2 separate regions of the Homo sapiens genome follow, and region 1 is linked to region 2. A link is a loop called in an ENCODE intact Hi-C map of the cell type or tissue named here. Cell type or tissue: mammary epithelial cell. All regions are shown on one strand. Each heading gives the region's core, and the rest is flanking DNA. Links, peaks and the distances in the headings are about the cores only. Region 1 overlaps LRRC4C (leucine rich repeat containing 4C). Region 2 overlaps LRRC4C (leucine rich repeat containing 4C).

The links. Peaks named below come from ENCODE experiments on the same cell type or tissue, not always from the same donor. Only the 100,000 strongest peaks of a DNase experiment are listed, where the experiment ranks them.
Region 1: a loop joins it to region 2, with 2.6 times the contacts of the local background. A loop is called at or near these places in 1 of 110 quality-filtered maps.

What each region holds. Positions count from the first base shown.
Region 1 is chr11:41,052,300-41,056,708 of GRCh38, forward strand. The region is part of intron 1 of LRRC4C (leucine rich repeat containing 4C); the gene reads right to left. Among named protein-coding and RNA genes, the nearest start is that of LRRC4C, 410 kb to the right of the region's middle. In mammary epithelial cell, for the core only: a CTCF peak has its summit at 2,197; a DNase peak (open chromatin) is centred at 1,772; H3K4me3 peaks cover 651 bases; H3K27ac peaks cover 2,670 bases.
Region 2 is chr11:41,000,392-41,004,800 of GRCh38, forward strand. All of the region lies in intron 1 of LRRC4C (leucine rich repeat containing 4C), which reads right to left. Among named protein-coding and RNA genes, the nearest start is that of LRRC4C, 460 kb to the right of the region's middle. In mammary epithelial cell, for the core only: no CTCF peak of the experiment used is centred there; no DNase peak of the experiment used is centred there; H3K27ac peaks cover 420 bases.

The DNA.
Region 1 (4,409 bases), core at 237-4,236, 52 kb after region 2:
TTGGGCTAAATTCTGATTGCATTCAAGTCTAAAGAAAAAAATAATCTTTCCTCAGTTGCAGTCACACATTGTCTTATCCAAACTTGTCATCTACATAAGGCAACTTGATGGCCAAAGACCTTACAGCCAAATCCAGTGCCCTAGTTTCTGCTCATTTCTTCCTGGCATCTGGTATGTTCCCGTCCATCTGCTTCCTTTACATGGTCTCTGTTCACTTTCGTATTTAAAAGTTTTACTTTGCTCCATATTTAAGTAGTAAATCTAGTTAATTTCTTTAGGAGTTAAGCAAGTTATATATCTTAATTTATTATAGAAAAAAATCTCATGTCTCTGCTATGGTAGTTCTCAAATGCCAATCTGAAAAACAGTGAGTAGGTGACTAACTTTTCACTGGTTTGTGATGAAAAGAGAACAACATGATTATAGAATTTTAAAATACAAAGTAAGTTGCCAGATTCTTTATTCTGAAATTTTTGCCCTTACCTTTTTTGGGTATTTGATCATTCTTCAGTTTACAAAATGATAATTACATTTGCTTTTAATTTTCCTTTGATACATTTTTGGCAAAATTAAAGTTGGCAACCTAATATCAATTGTTCATTTTTTTTCTCCCACCATCTTCTCAATCAAATTTTACTAGTCCATTAAATCTAATTCAGGAACCACTGGAAATACACATTTTGAACTGAAAAGTCACCTTTCTGAAAATCAAGTAGCATGTTTCTGGGCACTATCAGAATAGAGCCATAAACTAGGCAAGAGCCATTGATTCCCATTTCATGGACACATGTGACAAAACTGTCAGATGACTCCCAATGATTTCTCTCTCCTCATACTCCTGCCTGTTTGTGTCATTCCTTCCCTTTGGCAGGGCACAGGATTTGTTTCTAAACAATATATTATGGTAAAGGTAATGGAATGTCACTTTGCTGATTACGTTGCATAAGGTTAAATACCCCTCTTGCTAGGAGACACTTTCTCCTTAACTTTGATGAAACAAGCAGGCATGCTGGAGAGGCCCATGTGGCAAGGAACTGAGACCGGCTGCTGGCTAACAGCAAGAAACTAATACCCTCATCATTACAGGCTGTAAAGAATTGAATTATGTCAATATCCATATGAACTTGGAAGAAGATCCTTTCTTAGACAAAGCTGGATAAAAACCAAGACGTAACTGACACTTTGACTGCAGCCTTGTAAGACACTGAAGTGGAAAACAAGCTAAACCCTGTCTGGAATCCTGATGTAGGGAAACTGTGAGATAATAAGTGTGGGATGTTTAAACTGCTAATTTTTTGGTAATATTATTACATAGCTATAGATAATTCATATAAATAGAAATTGAGTCAACTATACTTAATTGGAGATCCCTGAAGACATTCTAGACTGGAAAGTATTGAGTTACTAAAACCAATTAAGTCCATATAGAACTCATGTTGAAGTAATTTAAAAATCATTGTTGAGATTATTTTAAAGGGAATTAATATGTTTCTTTTTATGTTTTTCCATTTAAAATGTTAAACTCTTCCCAATCTTAACGATTTTAACTCAAAAATATATTCAGTGCATTTAAACTTAAATGATTTTAGCATGATAATTTTCATTTGTTTCCTGTGATGGGGAACACTTTAGTAATTCCAGTGTTAGGGAGTTATAGGACTTAATTGTCATGTTAAGTCATTTGCATTGTTCATTGAGTCATAGGTTAGCATGACTGGAACTATTCTTTAGTTAAAATAAGAATAGTCATCAAACAAAAACATGTGATGACAAGTGTGAGTTGCTAATCCAGTTTTGAATCATAGGTCTAAATCAAACTGTGTCTTATGTATTTTCTAATTCTCATTTGCATTTGAACCCCCATGCACACAAATGAGATTCACTCCCAGTTACTCATTTCCTCACACTGACTTTTAATTAGAATGGAGAAGAAAGCTATATCTTATATCTATGAAGTGAATAGTGTGGAAATTCTCTGCAGTGAAAATATTCAATTCAAACCGGTGAACGTTCATTGGGCAACTTATAACTGCATGGGAGAGAAGGTAGGAAACTGAAAGACAGCATGAAACTTGCTCTCCGTCAGACAGAAGAGGACATTCTGATAAGGGAATTCTCAGGGAATGGATTTTTTAGAACTGGTTCCTTAGAAAATATGTCAAAGATTTTGAAAGTGCTGAATATCTAGAGGTGTTGCTGTCACCACCAGGGTGATTTTCTTTACCCATCTGACAAGATGCAAAAAGAAAAGCAACATAAGTACTTTGAAGAAGATTGAAAAGCTACAGAATAGCCCACTTTAAGAATCAATTTCAGCGAGTTTGAAGTTAGTGCTTTTTATTGTAATTTGGAAAGCAACTTATCTTTTGGGTTGATTGATGTTATTTGGGAGAAGTTTTAGTCATTTATTTTGTGCCAGGCACTGTGCTAGGCTGTAAGGATCCAGCTGTGGAAAGATAAGTGTGGTTCTTGTCCTATGCAGTGTACAGTCCAGAAGAAAAGCAGATATGAGAAATATCACAAGTGTGATGAGTGTTGTAAAAAGAGAAGCCTGAACTATCATGAGAGCATGTTGGAAGGAGATGTCATATGCTCTTTATTTTTCAGTTTTCTGTACACCGACTTGTATTGTAAATTTATTGACTCATACCATATATACACAAAAAAATACAGAAATAATAAGTGTACAGCTTGGAAAATTATCACAAAGTGAACACTTCCGTGTAACTGCCACAAGAATCAGGAAATAGAAAAATACCAGAACCTCAGAAGCCCTCTTCTTTTAACCTTCCAATTTCTCTAGCCTCCCTTTTCCTCAGAGGTTATCATTATCCTGACTTATAATACCACAAATTAATTTTATTTAAATTTTTTTTGTGAATGAATCCCATTTTATCTACTCTTGTGGTGTCTGGTTCTTTCTTTAGTGTGAGTCATCCTTGCTTTTGAAGGTAGTGCTAGTCTATTGCCATTTCTCTATATTATGCCATTGTTTAAATACAGCATAACTTATTTATTTATTCTCCTTTTGAGTTGTTTCCAGCTTGGGGCATTTACAAATAAAGCTATTATAAACATGGAGATTAGTATGGTCAGCCTTAGTGGAGTCTGCCAATTGGGTAATCCAATTTATACTCTTATAAGCATACAGGTAGTGTAAAAGAGCTGCAGAGAGTCTACATCTTAACCAACTCATGGAATAATCAAAATTTTCAAATTTTAATTTTTCATGTCTGTAATAGTATTGAACTTTGATTTTAATTTGCATCTTTTCAGTTCCTAATGAGGTTGATTTATACATCAACTCTTGTTGCATCCAGACAGCTAGTCTCTTATCCATAAATTTTATATCAAACACTTACAAAATTATGTCTCTGTAAAGGGGGTTGAATTTATACAGACTATACGTATGCTTTTGTGGGATAACATTCTTTACAAGAATAAAATATGCTACAGTAAAGAATAGAAGATCTAGTTATGTGGCAGTAGGAAAATTACTTAACTCTCTAGTGCTTACCCAACTCACATTAGGAGAGAGGTGTTAGGCTGTTAAAAACCTATAAGCTATAGTCCAGTTCTTATACATTGCCATCAACCCCTACCTCAAATAGAAAAAATAAGGTTGAAGATTTTCCTAAATATAAATTATATGCTTTTAATGCATATTTTCTTTCAGGTTATTCCACTGAAGGACAGCCACTGGCATTAAGAAGTGTTAGTTACATGTACACAAGATCATGGGTCCTCAGGTAAAATTTCTATTTATTTATGTAAAGTGTCTCAAAATATCACTCTAGAAATATCAATCACTCCCACACCCAAGAATGAAAAAAACTAATATCACTTTGCAGAAATGTGTGCTTCTTAGAGGAAGACACATTCGCACCCTTCCAAGCTCAATGCCCAATTCATTAAGTCTTTCTTAAATATGACTCCAGCCCTCACAATCCAAGACAAATGCACAGGTCTAAAGAACTTAAAAGTAAAACCTAAAACTATAAAAACCCTTGAAAAGTAACAATTCTAGGATATACTATTCTGGACATAGAACCAGGCAAAGATTTCATGAGAAAGACATCAAAAGCAATTACAATAAAAACAAAAATTGACAAGTGAGACCTAATTAAACTAAAGAGCTCCTGCACATCAAAAGACATTATCAACAGATTAAACAGACAACCTACAGATTGAGAGAAAATATTTGCAAACTATGCATCTGACAAAGGTCAAATATCCAGAATCTATAAGGAACTTAAATTAACAAGCAGAAAAACAAACAACCCCATTTAAAAGTGGGCAAAGACATGAACAGACACATTTCAAAAGAAGACATCTATGTGGTCAACAAACATGTAAAAAAAATGCTCGATACCACTAATCATTAGATAAATGCAAACCAAAACCACAAT
Region 2 (4,409 bases), core at 85-4,084:
TAGAATAGAGGTCACAAATATGTGGCCCATAGATTGGTTTTACTGGATGTACACAGAATCGGTATATTCTCTCTGCATGGGCATGTGTGTGTATGTGTGTGCTTGTATATGTTTATTAATTAGTTACCTCTACTTCATAATGTAAAAATTTTACATAATAAAATTATTTTCCTAGTTCCCTTGTGAAGTTAGGTCTTATGACAACACTGGGCCTATTGATCGACATGGCAACAATTGGCTGGAGCACCCTATGGATTGGACATGCATCCTACTGGCTGCTCAGCCCTCACTGTTGCCAGTTTTACTTTAACTTGCTTTACTCATTCGTCTCCCCGACTGGCCAGCGTAGGCATTTGAGATTGTAATGAATGGGTAGTGGATATTATATTTAAAATGGACAGTACTAATCTTGTCTATAATTTAGTAAGCCTACTTTTGGCAGAGAGAAGATAAGTCGAAATGTGCCAAAGTCCCATAGTGCATTGAGATGTTTATTTTGGAATTTTGAAAAAATAGTATATTGGAGAAATAGGGAAAATTAACATTTATTGAGCAATTACTCTGTGCCAAGGACTGTGCTAAAAGATTTAAATATATGCCATCAGTTAATCAGCGTAGTAATCTAAAAGTATAGAAAAATAAATTATATGAAAGACAGAGTTATTTTATTGCTAAATTTACAGTAGTTGGTATAATACCTGGTACAAAGGAGGTGCCCAATTAATATTTTTGACTGATTAAAAAAAAGATAAATCACAATTGGTAATATTGACACTCTGAGGTGCTACAAAGATCATATAGGTACCACAATTTTTAACTAGAATTGACCTATCTCTTGGCCTTCAAAACCTGGGAGTCTCCAGTGTCCAGTATCGGTTTCCCCTTTTCAGTGAAGGATTCCTCAGAAAAATGAATCATGTCTTAAGATCGAGCAAGAAGGAGACCATTGCCATAAATCAGTTAAATTTCTAACCAAATCCTTTTGTGCAATATCTTGTTCTCTCTTCTTTCAGTCTACATAAATAAACATCTTATCTTCTTAAGACATGCAAATAAGGGAGTTGGTGACAAGTGAAGTTAATAGAGAAACATGATAGAGTTCCAGACTATCAGGATCCCTGTGAGACCACATTTGAAAGTCTCTGAACATGGCATACTCTTCTCAGCCTGTCTTAAATCTGGTCTGTTTTGTCTGACAAGCTAAGAGAACTCTACATAATTAAAAAAAAAAATCCACCCACATTGCAAATATCTGCTGAATTTTAACGCAACCCTTAGTTGACCCAAGATATTAATCAAGTGAAATTAAATTTCTGGAAAAGACCTCGTTTATTGATGAGATGATTTAGCATAGCTTAGCTTGGCTACTCTTCACCTTGAACATGGATTAGGCAATGCCCTATTTGAATCTCATTCCAAGGTTCAAAACTTTCAGGTCAATGGGCTCAGCTTTCTTCTGATGGTCTGTGACATTTTTTTTTTTTTTTGTACCATCCAGGATTCCTACCGACACTGTAGATATTTATGTTACTGAGATAAATTGTCCTTTACTAAACATGTGGTTACATTAAACGAGGGAGTCAGGCAACTGCCTAGATTTATTTAGGGAGTTTTTTTCCTCTTTATTTTAGTTTTTCCATAATCAGAAAGCATTTGTACAAATTCTTGGAAGGGCAGTGGAGATTTACCTTAATTCTTCTTCGAAACCCCTTTTTTGTATATGCTGAAGTTAAATATTAAAGACAAATAATTTAACAGTTGTTATCCAATAAACAATTTCAATTTAAGTAACAGACCTCTGATGGAGTCTCATGGAGTAAAGAGGACTATGCATGTAAGCAATCCATAAACTTATATTGAGAAGTGACTAATTTGGTGGTCCCTACCTTGCCAATGGTTTTTTGTTTTAATAAACTTAAGGCCATTGTGTTAACATAGGTTGACACAGAGCTCTCTGAGTGTTGTTCTCAAATTACCCATCATCCATCTTGCCATTGGATCCACATCCTTCTGCTGAGCAGCTCCTATTAAAATTAGAGCAAATCTCAAGGGAAGCCAGGTTTCTAAGAAGAGGCTGTGTTTCTGGGCAGTCATCAGACAGCATCATATGTCCCACACTTGTATCTCTGTTTTTGCTACCAACTTTATCAAGAGCTTCTCATTACATGGTAGGTAGTGAGAAAGAGCTAAAAATCACCAAATTAAGGCCAGAATTACAAATAATGGCATTGTATTTTATTCATGCTGAGCAATTTAACAATTTAGTAGTTTTGAGTAGTAGCATGCCTTAATATTTCAGTGCATGGATAAGTGATTTATGTTCAAAGTAAGCCTCATGACCATCTAGCATCACAGAAGAAAAGTAGAAAGTCAATATGCAGTGTGTATGACAGCCACATGGTAGTATGGAGAAATGCTCAGGATATGTGTTAAGTGAAAAAAGCAGAAGATAAAGCATACGCCTTTGATGGTTATACCTTTTAAAATATGCATAGAAAAACAAATGCAAGGTGGTACTTTAAAATATTCATTTGAAATGTTACATTGTAGTTATGTATAATGTATTCTGTTATACATTATACATGTGTAATATTTATGTTACATTATAGTTATGTATGTGTATAGTTATCATAGTTAAATATATTACTTCTCCGATGAAAACATTGAAAAGTGACAAATATAAAACAAAACAATATGCAAAAGATGATTATTTTGCCAATGAAGTTGTAATTTTTAACATGAGAACTGTAAACTAAATAAAAGCACCATTATACAAGTTAAAAAGTAAAATACAGTTCTGAAAAAATGTTTTCTTGATATTTCTTTAATTTTTAAATACCATTTTTTCAAAGGGAGTAATCATAATTCAATTTAATGAAAGCAAAAATGTCTATATGTAAAGTAAAGCAAGATCTTGGTTGAAGGAAAAAGGAAAAATACAAGACAGACATGGAGGCAGGTATGACTATAATTCAAATAACATACTAAATGTTAACAAGATAGTATTCATATAAAGAAAGGGAAATAAAGGACATTCAGACTTTGCCTCTTTTGGAAATGCTACATTCACAGATACCTTGGGGAATACGGTATGGAGGCTACAACAAGGTTATTTGAGATCCATTTGAGATTATGTCAACCGACAATTATGCTGAGGGATTGACAAGATAAAAAGGCACTATTTTTTCCCATATCCAATTCCTCTGATATGCTTCACTAAATGCATAAAGACAGAGACAAAACATGAAGGAAAAATATTTATACATTTTTAGGTTTGTGAATAGTTTCAAGGGAGAGAAGAGACATCATGAGGTCATCTGGTATGCCTTCATAAATACTTTAGAGTATTATTCACTGTGCACAATTTGCAGTGCCCTTGGCAATCCAAATACATTTCCTTTCTTTTGCTGAAGACCAAGCAGGTCTGCCTGGCTCTGAGGGGTACCTTACATCAGGGTGTTTTATGCATGAGATTCCTGATTGAAAAGAGCCAATAGAATAAAGCTGAGCAGAATCCTTGAAAGAGTGAGAACTCCAAAGGTCACATTCCAAAGTCTAGTGAATAAAGAAAGAGTGTGCTTATGGGCAGAAAATGGGGACAAGTGTCAAGGACAAAGAGAAGACAAAACGGCCCAGTGGATAGAAAACAGGAAGTTTTCTTTGAGAGGCTATGGTTACAAAGAGGCATGAACACCCCATTGTTCACTTCTATTGTCAATAGGCCTGTGGTAGGTTGGCACATCAGACTAGCTAAAAAATACATTAGGGAGGGAACTTGTCACATTTAGCAATGTCCTCTTTTCAATGTCCTCAAGACTTACTCCCGGTCTTAGGCAGTTTCAAATTCATAGCAAGCAATGTTACAAGCATCAAATTTAATGGCCCCTGTATCTGTTGCTAGTTTTCATTATGACCTGCCTTCCATCTTTCCTGAACTTTTGCTATAACAAGACCATCTGTCTTTTTTTGGTTGGTAGGAAGTACATCAACATTATCAGCATCCATCTTTTTCCCTCTGCCCTGTCACACCACCATGCCAGAGATACATGAGAAAGGGTTAAAATTTCTACAAAAATGCATGATTCCTAAAATAGGCTAAAAGAATAAAAATGCTACCATCTAACACATTAGATTGATTGCCTTAAATGTAAAAATTTACGTATGTAACTATCTCTTTTCTTAGATGATATATTCTTCTAGAGAATGCTCTATGCTTTATTCAATTTCACATCACCATGACCTACATAGCACAGTAGTTGACTTATTGTAGGTAAACAATGAGTGAATGGATGAATGCATCAGTGTTCATTCACATAAATTACTTTGTGTATTTCTTGACAAAATAAAGCAGAGGGGGCACATGTTCTCAGGACCTCCTGAGGCTGTGTCACAGAAAAAAAAAATTAAAC